Linked DNA regions of Homo sapiens: region 1 is linked to region 2. A link is an interaction called in ENCODE POLR2A ChIA-PET data of the cell type or tissue named here. Cell type or tissue: MCF 10A. All regions are shown on one strand. Links, peaks and the distances in the headings refer to the core of each region. The heading gives the core; the rest is flanking DNA.

The links. ChIA-PET counts read pairs that join two places held together with the same protein. Peaks named below come from ENCODE experiments on the same cell type or tissue, not always from the same donor. Only the 100,000 strongest peaks of a DNase experiment are listed, where the experiment ranks them.
Region 1: POLR2A ChIA-PET joins it to region 2 with 5 read pairs; 2 of 35 experiments call an interaction of 5 or more read pairs at or near these places.

The regions. Positions count from the first base shown.
Region 1 is chr4:94,931,213-94,936,598 of GRCh38, reverse strand. The region is part of intron 2 of BMPR1B (bone morphogenetic protein receptor type 1B); the gene reads right to left. Among named protein-coding and RNA genes, the nearest start is that of BMPR1B, 180 kb to the right of the region's middle. In MCF 10A, for the core only: no CTCF peak of the experiment used is centred there; a DNase peak (open chromatin) is centred at 2,178.
Region 2 is chr4:94,879,795-94,885,180 of GRCh38, reverse strand. The region is part of intron 2 of BMPR1B (bone morphogenetic protein receptor type 1B); the gene reads right to left. Among named protein-coding and RNA genes, the nearest start is that of BMPR1B, 120 kb to the right of the region's middle. In MCF 10A, for the core only: no CTCF peak of the experiment used is centred there; no DNase peak of the experiment used is centred there.

The DNA of each region.
Region 1 (5,386 bases), core at 246-5,245, 51 kb before region 2:
TTATCTATCCAATAATCTCCCAATGTCTTTCAAACACTACGTGTTCAAAAATAAATAAATTCCATCTCCCTTGCAGCCCACTCCCCTCACCCCCAACAACAACAACAACAAAAAACCTGTCAAAGCAAAGAAGCTGCAAACATACCTGTTCATCAGGCTTTCTTTCGACAATGGGTACAAAAATTCATTTGAAAGCAGTAAATAGTCTACAGTCACTCATCCTATTTGGCCACTACACCATTTGACTTCTTCCCTTCTCTAGTTGCTCCTGTCTGTCCCACGAAATTCAAATTACTGGTCTTACACCTTTGGTTAGACATATGGCAAACTGCCTCTGTATAACTTGGCATAAAAAATCATTTTATGATTTTTCCTTTAACATTAATGATTTAATTTCTGTGAGGTATACTATCATAGCAAATTCAACTTGATTTAGAGCTCCACAGCATGAATACCACGGTCAGATAAACATGCTGCTGCTATTTGTAGCACAAAATGTTCCAATAGAAGCACTCTTTTCTGACTTTATCGTTTATACAAGGCACATCACTTCAAGTACACCCACTGACTTTACCACTGTGAAACCTATAAAATACAAAAATAACAATAATACAGGAAAAAAAATTAATCCAAGGCTTACATTATAGTCTAACAACAAAAAAATGCACACAAAATCTAAACTTTTCACTCCTCTGTTAGAGGCAACATAACTTTAGAAAGATAAGGCATTTTCCCCTGAAATCATATGCCCATATATATTTTATTTTGTTCTCCCCGCTAACATTTTCTGAGCATCTATGATGTCCCAGGCATTCTGCCTATACTGAGATGAATATGAATCTTGTATATTCTTTCAGGTAAAGTGGCTGGCAATAACTGAATGAAATCAGCATCTACCCAAAGGCTACCATATCACCATTTAGTTCTCAGCTCTAAGATTACCTCTCTGAAAGCCATGCCCTAAATATTTCTGCTAATACACCACCTCACACACATACAAGTCACTCTCTGTCCTTTTACTCTGTTTCATTTTTTTGTAGAACCATCAGCCTTGTCTTGATTTTCTTTCATTACTCTGTGTGTTTACTTTAAGTGTGACTTCCACTACTGAAAGGCAAGCTGTAGGAGGGATGGAAAATGCCCGTCTTGTTCACCACTTTATCAACGGTGCCTAGAAGGGTGCCTGGCATGTGCACAACACATATTTGGTGGTCTAATGAGTGCTTCCAAGTTCACAAATTACCAAAATATTAAAACTTTGTTTTATATGAAATCGTAATAGGGGTTTATTTGGTACCTCCATGAGTTCACAAGATCCAGAGACATATATATTCCATAAATTGACAGGCTAATAGAAAGAGATTTACTCAATTTAGTTTCTATCTAGTGCCATAAATTCAGTGGAAGTCAAATGCAAACTGCCCTTGAAGCATATTTAAGCTGTCTTTAAAATGGAGAAGCAAGAAAAGGAATACAAGAGGAAACAAAATTAATTTACTTGCTGAAAGAAGTATGAATACCATAGTTAGGAATTCATAATGCAAACAGTTTCAAAATGTCATTCAAGTTTCAAGTTCATATTTTTTTTCTATGACTTAGTGTAGTTATGAAAACACACTACACACTATTATATTAAAATATACAAAGTAGAAACTTGTATTCTGTAATAATTGGGATCCTCTGGAGGTGAGCAGCATATTCATATTTGGATTAAATAATGTGAAAGTTTCATTTGGTACTACTATAAAATATGAAAAAAGAAAACTAAAACAAAAAAACAAAAAGGCACACAGAATCTTGAAGTATCATGCTTCCAAAAACATGATGGAATAAAATTCCACTTTTAAAACCTATTTTGCAGGGGGAAAAAACTATTAATTCCATGTTGATACAGAAAGCACACAAAAGTTGCATTTTCTCTACTTTGGATCTCAGACTCTCAGTTCCATAAGTATAGCCCATTGTATGCAATTCCCAGGTCAGGGGTGCAGTAGACAAATTAATTAGTCTATTAAGTCTCAGTCGTATCCTGGCACTGATGTTTAGGTTAGCACCTTCGGCAACAAGTTTCTAACGCTTAACTATGCTGCCATTTGTTCCTGAGAGAAATTAGGAATGAAGGAGGAGAAAAAAAAAAAAAAAAAACCATAGCTGGGAAAAGTTCCCACTGACCTAAAGGCAGAAACATGCACGTGAGTCAGCGGTAGATTGGTGTATACATAAAAAGGAGAAAAACTCCAGTTGATTAGTTCTTGCTATTTCAAGTGATTAGGAGAAAAATAAATGGTTTCTTATCTAAGGGAAATTTAAATAGCATTTAACACTCTACAAAATCAACCTTAAAAAGATGATAGTTTGCTATGACTTAGCACTAAAGAGAAGCCCATGATTTCATATGATGAATCTCTGAAGTATTTCATGGGAAGATTGAACACTTGACTAAATATTCGTGGATGCTACAAATAACTGAAATGAACCAAATCACATATTTCCAAAAACAAACACATGTGCACTCATGCACATATGCACAGAGAAAGAGACTATCAGTTATTGTTCACCTTGAGCCATCAGCTACTGCAGGGTGTATCTAAAACAACCACATACCATACATAGTTGGAAATACAACAGAGCCAAGTTTGTTGACTGTCATACAACGCAACGGAATACCTATGTACTGTGTAGGCATTTTCTTTTCTCTTAAACTTTTCGTTTTCTTTTGTTCAGTGAGGTCATGGTACAGTGAAATGTTTTTACAGCATCACTGACCCAGAAGTGTGCAAAGGATTAGGCTCTAACAACTGTTTTACACGTAATAATTGGGTGTTGAGATTGTCTCAAATATCTCTGAGAACAGTAATGAGAAATGAATAACAGGATAAAGAATAACTCAGTTTACAATGACAGTCTGTCATAACAAATATCTGTTACATATTGGTCAACCATACTATGTTAGAACCCTGATACACCTTTACTAAAGTGATGTTAAACACCAGGCCATTTAGAATCCATCCAGCATGCTGGATTACTGAAAAACAATTGCAGTAGATATGTCTTATAGTTTCTCCAGACAATCCTATTGTCTGGGCTCTATAAAAGCTTGAGTTTGTCTCATTTCCCCCAGACTCAATGCCATTAAATTGAGGATTATGCAAACATAACTACATTTCTTAGAATTTTTCTTCAGGAAATAATCGGAAATACTGAGATATTAAAGTATTAAGGAGGTCAAAAGATAATGATTTAATATTATGTATAATAGTAAAAACTGAAACAATGAAAATGTACAACAATAAGGAAAAAGTTAAATAAACTATGATATAATGGAATAAGAAGTCGTTAAGTGCCATGTTTTCAAGGAACAGTTAATAGGACATAAAATCCCTAGATTATGGCAGGCAAACAATGAAGAATTGTTAAATGAATGAAATAAAAATGCAGCTTACAACTTTATGAATAGCTTAATTCTAATACATACGAATATTATATAAAAAGCATTATATATACATCTTTTATATATAATATGCACACTCAAAGAAAAAGAAAGATACACCAGATGCTGACAGAGGTTATCTTTGGGTAGTGGAACAAAACACGATTCTTACTATACACACATATTACTTTTACAATTAGAAATGAAGCTATTGTAGCTACTATAGCAGTTTGAGTCAAGTAAGGTCATTAACAAAGATGATGATCCTGACAGAATACAGGATGAATCAGAACTTTCTGAGTGATATTCTCATCAAACAGTTGATATAACCGTCAGACCTAGCCAAGTCCAGCAAATCCTGATACCCTCCAACACTATCTTTCCTCCAGGCATAATTAATCCCTGTTATTAAATTACTGTTTCTTATTATTATGTATATTAATGTAATGTCTATTTATCTGTGTGATGTGTTGTAAAATGCCAATTTTTTTATGGCTCTGGAATTCATCCTCTAAGGCCAAAAAAGGGGTGTATGTGGGTATGTATTTGACAAACTCATTTATTTATGACAAACTGCCCTAAACCTGTTTCACATATGGCAATGGATATTTTTACAAGCTCTGCTAAAGAGAATCTCATCCTTCAAATTGACAGTTATAGTTTCTCCAAAAAAATATCATTTTGCAAGTTTTTTAAAATAGCATTTTGAATCAACATTGCCAACTTTTTTAAAGTGTTTCAAAAGATGCAGTTACTCCCTAAACTAAGAATAGTGATATCTGTTTCTTAAGATCCAAATTATTTTATGGGCAAAGTCCATTCCAGCCTATCACTTACAGATACCTTTTTATATCATCATCTATGTCACCCAAAGGTATCCCCATGTGTAGTTTTTCTTCAACTGTCATGACATTAAAGTAAATGGAACTCCTCTGTGATCTATTTGTGTGGTTACTATGGCAGTCACTTGAATTTTGCACTTGGGATAACCCTATTTGGGGCAGGGGAGAAAAGTAAGGAACCAAAAGAATGGAAGAAGAAGTTAGGGCAATGGTCAGCACCTTTAAACACTTACTTTTTATTTGGAACAGCCTTTGGCCAAAATCTATAAAATTCTGACCTGACTTTTTGGCTTCCTGGCATGAAAGTCCTTAGTATTGTGATGCGAACACCATGACAGTGGAAAGAACATCAACCTTTTCCCTTGCTCTTAAGAATCATTAAACTTCTGCTTCTCGCCATCCCCCAAATTTCCACCTCACACTCCCCCACCAACCCTAGTCAGGCCCTGGTTCACAGGTTCTATTGACCAGACAATGGAAACGCCACATGGTGACTGAACGGCTCTGATGGAAAACAGATGAGACAGGGTACTCTGCTTGCCCAGCATTTTTAAGCATGCAGCCCTCCCTTGCTGTCTTTGAGGATATCACTGTAGGTGACACGTGAAGACAGTTAGGGAACGAAATCTGAACACTTTCTATTTTCACGGGTTTTCTTAATTTTTTCAAAGTATTTTCACTCTAAATATGATATCCTAAAAAAGGAAAAGAAAACAAAACAAAACACACTCCAGTAGGTAACAGATAAAAGCAGCTGATATAATTGAAGAGTAGAAGCTGCAGGCAGAGGCTGCAGAGCTTCACTGAGAGCCTGCCCACCTACTCTTCAGCTTCCCCCAAAGCTCCCTATGACCCCTGAAATTCTAGGGCCCTGAGGAACATGACTTGAAAACCACTTAAAAAGATCCTGTCCTTTCAATCACAGAGTTAATATTCACAATGTTGATTATTTCCAGCAACATAAAAGTCCACGACGTGTATAACATTTGTAACTTTAAAAGTCTAAAGGAGTCACTAAATTTTTTGACAATATTTTGCTCTATTATTATGAGTAAAATTGTGTCACAATAGGATTTAAAAATCCTAGGGGTTCATAAAAATAACAGGCCCAAGT
Region 2 (5,386 bases), core at 126-5,125:
GGAAGGATCTTCAGGTCTCAGCTGGGTTCCCTCAAGCATGTGTGGTCAGGTACAAGTTAGGTAGGTGGCTCTGCTGATGTTGGCTGTTCTGTCTTAACACATTTTTGGTCAGCTGGCTGACGGCTGGTCTGAGAGGGCCAGACTCAAGTAAAATGACTTGGCTCTGCTCCATTTAGCTGCTCCCCTTCCACCAAGTGAGCCTGTTCACGTGCTCACAGCAGTAACAGAGTTCCAAAGGGAACAGAAGCAAGCAAGACCTCTTAAGGCCCAGGCTGGGAATTGGTACACCATTACTTCTGCTGTGCTCTATTGGCTAAAGCAAATCACAAGACCAGCCCACATTCAAGAGCTGGGAAAACAGACTTCACTTCTTAATAGGAACAACTACGAAGTCTTACTGCAAAGAGTGTTAGATACATGGAGAAGGGAAGTTTGGGGGCATTGCTGCATTTACTCAATCATAATCTGTAAGTATAAAATGTATGTTTGCAGTTGATATTTCATAAGATGCCATCTTATTCATGTCTGAAAATTTTATTAACACCTAAATAAGGTTATGAGAAACTCAAGAACCTCCCTAGGGTGGTTACAACTCTTATCCAATTTGAAAGTATCCTCCATTTAACTGACTTGAGGTCAGCTTTTTGTTTTTTTTGAGACAGAGTCTCGCTCTGTCTCCCAGGCTGGAGTGCAATGGCACCATCTTGGCTCACTGCAACCTCAGCCTCCTGAGTTCAAGTGACTCTCCTGCCTCAGCCTCCCAAGCAGCTGGAATTACAAGCTCCTGCCACCACACCCAGCTAATTTTTGTATTTTAAGGACAGATGGGGTTTCACCATGTTGGCCAGGCGGGTTTCGAACTCCTAACCTCAAGTGATCCACTCATCTCAGCCTCCCAAAGTGCTGGGATTACAGGCATGAGCCACCACGCCCAGCCGAGGTCAGTTTTTTATATGAAACTGGAACAGTAGGCAGTTAGTTAAGACGTTTACTCCAAAGGGCACTGAAAATCTACTAAAGGCTTTCAATTGAGGAAGTTAGATCATTACTTTTGAAACCTTGGAAGACCACTCTGACTTCAAGGGGGACGTTAGATTGGCATGAAGCAGATTAGAGTCAGAAAAATATTCTTTTAGCAGGCTGTAAGTTATACAGTAGTTTAAAGCAAAAGATGATAGTGCCCTTGGATCAAGGTACTGACAGTAAAAATGACTAAAAGTTGACAAAATTTGAGGGCTAGCTAGGGGTGGAATTGAGTATTCTGTTAAATGGGTATTCAACACAATTACTAAGTGCCAAATACTCTGGTAGGTTCTAGGGAATCAACAGTCCATCTACTTGTGAAACTTTGAGCTTAATGAAGAATAGAGACATGAATCAAAAAAATCACATGTTCCTCAAAGGATTACTGAAAAATCATCTGCTTTACCCTTAGTCTAACAATAGCTTAACTGCAAATTGATGCAATTTATTGACATATCTTTAATACTTCAAAGGGACTAAATAATTATTAGCACATTAATATGTATTACAGAATATATTCCTTAATACATATATAATATATTCCTTAATATATATATTGAATTATAAAATACATTCTCTTTAGATAAAAAACAAATTAAGTTATTAATGAGCTGCTTGATTTTTTTACATAAACAACCTCAAATATTTTGTAAAATAGAGAAAGGGTGTAAACAACAAAGAAATGAGCATGTGGATGAGTAATGAATATGAGATCCTTGGAGAATAAGCTATCACAGTAGTATCTGATTAGTAGCAGAGAGAGAATATAAGATAAGGCCATCTATAATGTTAACATGATAGGATGCAAAAACTCTGTTTTGTCTTGTTTGAACAGAGACTCCTTTGAGACTCTGATAAAGCTATGGGCTAGAAAATGTACACACACAGAAATCCGGCATGTAGTTTCAGAGAGTTCACAGACACTCTCTCCCTCAGATGCACATCACTTTATAATAAACAAACAGCTCTGGACTAGAATCCAGCTGATACAGTTCTCTCATCAGTGGAAGAAGGGAGGTGAGCTCAGTCACTTTTCGAAGTCTATTTTCAAGGCTCTCTGGGATGACACCTGCAAAGGCAGATGAGTAGAAAGAACCCTGCACTGAGAATTGGGTGCAGGCTAAAAACACAAGGGAATTCAGGGAAGGAAACACACACACACACACACACACACACACATACACACACACGCACACACACACAGGAAAGAAAAGGTCACCCTTTTTGATAATTCAGCCTGGGGCTAGTTCTGATCCTACCTCTAAGCATTCTGAAGGTGATTCAGTTTGCACTGCCAACCAAATCAGAGCAATGATAATGTTGTAAACCATGAATTCCCACATTTGAAACCATGAAAACTGATAAACAATCTTTACAAAAAACAATTAATTCTACTTCTATCCCATGGTGCAGAAGGAGATCTGAAGACCCTCCCTATGAAAATCACAAACACTGTATCTTTCAAAAGTACTGTAAGTCAGACTGACCTAAATTCAAATCTCCACCCTACCAATTCTAGCTGGATTAACCTGTTATCAGGTAAGTAAAGTCTCTGATTCTGATTTTCTTCATCTGCAAAAAGAGGATTATAAAATCTCCTCTGCTTTAAAGAGTTATTGACAAGATAAGATGAAACAACATATGCTGAGTGCTTAGCACAGTAGAAGGCAGCTATACCAAACACCACCACCAAAGGTGAAAGGCAAAATCACAATTTTCAGCTAAATATTTATGTTATTTCTACTCCTGTTCCCCACTCTCAAGCTAAACTTTGACGAAGAGAAAAAGTTTCTTGTTTCCAAGATTAAGGCAAAGCTATACTTGTTCCCATATGAAAACATAAAATATATTTAGTGAAAGAATTGTTCTTGCATCCTAGAAGAGAAAAAACACAAAAGACTATCATGTTCCCTCTGCGTGCTATGAAGAAAATATTCCTCTATGGAAGGGGAAATAATTTTTTTAATTAAAAAATCCATGGAAAGATGTCATCCTCCTCTATCCTTCCATGGAAAAAAAAAGAAAAAAACAGTGAGGGGGACAGTAGCATAGGAACCTTTTTCATGCCAGTATTTCCAAACTGGCTGTCCATTAGATTCCCTACACAGCTTTTCACACATTCTTGAGTTTGAAATCCAGAATCACAATCTTTTAGAGATGAGAATCGGGTATTTTCCAAAGCCTCATTAATTTAGCCAGGTGCATAGCCAGGGTTGAGACACTGTCTTACCCCTAAGTCTTTCCTTTCACTTATAAACCACTACAGGATATCTCAGCCTATTTAACAAAGATTATTTTTAGAGCTAAAAGGCAGCTTAGCCATCAGATGAGGTGAAACCAATAGCCTTATTTTATGGCTGAAGAAAAAAAGGCCTAGAAAGGTCGAAATATTAGGCCAGGTGCAGTGGCTCATGCCTGTAATCCCAGCACTTTGAGAGACCAAGGCGGGAGAATCACCGAGGTCAGGAGTCCGAGACCAGCCTGGCCAATGTGATGAAACCCCGTCTCTACTAAAAATACAAAAATTAGCTGGGTGTGGTGGTGCACACCTGTACTCCCAGCTACTCAGGAGGCTGAGGCAGGAGAATCACTTGAACCTGGGAGGTGGAGGTTGCAGTGAGCTGAAATCACACCACTGCAATCCAGCCTGGGTGACAGAGTGGATTGCAAAAAAAAAAAAAAGTTGAAATATTACACTTGCCCCAGCCTAGAACTTGAACCCAGCTCCTCTCGTTGCCAAATTCTTCTGCTGAAGATCACCTATGCAGTAACTTGCCGAGGACACATGACCTGAATCTATTCATGAGGAAACACCAAAACCAAAACAAGAAACATGCTTCTAAATACGCATGTGTTTGTGGGGGAGAGGTCTTATATCCTTCAACAATAGTAACGTTACAGCCAAATTCACAGAGACAGTAAGCATAATGGGGGTTGCCAAGGACTGAGGGCTGGAAAACAGAGTTAGAAGGTACAGTTTCAGTTGCAGAAGATGAAAATGTTCTTGAGATGGATGATGGTAATGGTACAAGAATGTAAACATACTGAATGCCACAGAACCACATACTTGAAAATGGTTAAAATTGTCCATTTTATGGTATACACATTTTGCCACAATAAAAAATGGCAATATTATGCAAGGTAAAACTTCAGAATTACGATGTTGCATCTTTTCCACACACAAGAATTTTCTGACTTTAAAAGTTGATTAAAATATTTTAGGGCTGGACCCAGTGGCTCAGTCCTATAATCTCAGCACTTTGGGAGGCCAAGGAGGGCCAATCACTTGAGATCAGAAGTTCAAGACCAGTCTGGCTAAAATGGTGAAACCCCGTCTCTACTAAAAATATAAAAATTAGCTGGGCATGGTGGCACGCCTGTAATCTCAGCTACTTGGGAGGCTGAGGCATAGAATCGCTTGAACCTGGGAGGTGGAAGGTGTAGTGAGCCATGATTTCATCACTGCACTCCAGCCTGGGTGACAGAGTGAAACTCTGTCTCAAAAAAAAAAAAAAAAAAAAATTCATTTTAATGGTCAGGCGCAGTGATTCACGCCTCTAATCCCAGTACTTCAGGAGGCCAAGGCAGGAGGACTGCTTGAGCTGAGAAGTTCGAGACCAGCCTGGGCAACACCGTACAATCCCATCTCTACAGAAAAACAAAACAAAATTACTCCAAGGTGGTGGTGTGTGCTTGTAGTCCCTGCTACTCAGGAGGCTGAGGTGGGAGGATTGCTGCCCAGGAGGTTGAGGCTGCAGTGAGCTATGATCGTGCCATTGTACTCCAGCCTTGGCATCAAAGGGAGACTTTGTCTCAAAATAAGTAAAATAAAAAGTAAAAATAAAAATATATCATTTTAATGCATTGTTTTTAGGGCATATTTGCTGTTCTGCCTTGAATTTATGGAGACAAGTTAGAAGTACAGTACTCTGAAACTCTGCCAATTCTTGAATGAGAACCAACCAAAGACATATAATGCTTCAGCTCTAGGGCCATCCTGCTAGGAAAATTCTATTTTTTAGTAAATGAGAAACACACATATACTTAACAGCATGTTGCATGTTTTTTAAAAAGTCAAAAATTATGAATAAAATAATAATAATTTGTATTGTCATTTTATATAATAAGATGTTCCATAAAAATATTTTGTTACGATAATCACTTCTCTTAGATACCGGATGAATACCACAAATAACAAATCTATAACTAATTAAATTCAAATTTAGTCTAGGAATTCCAAACGATCCATATGGTTGGTTTAACCACAGTATTTTCAATATACATTGTTTTTTTCTTTTAAAGTATCAAACTTTGTATTAAAAACTGATTTTTCACTGTGTAGTATAGTCTTGCCCATATGCAC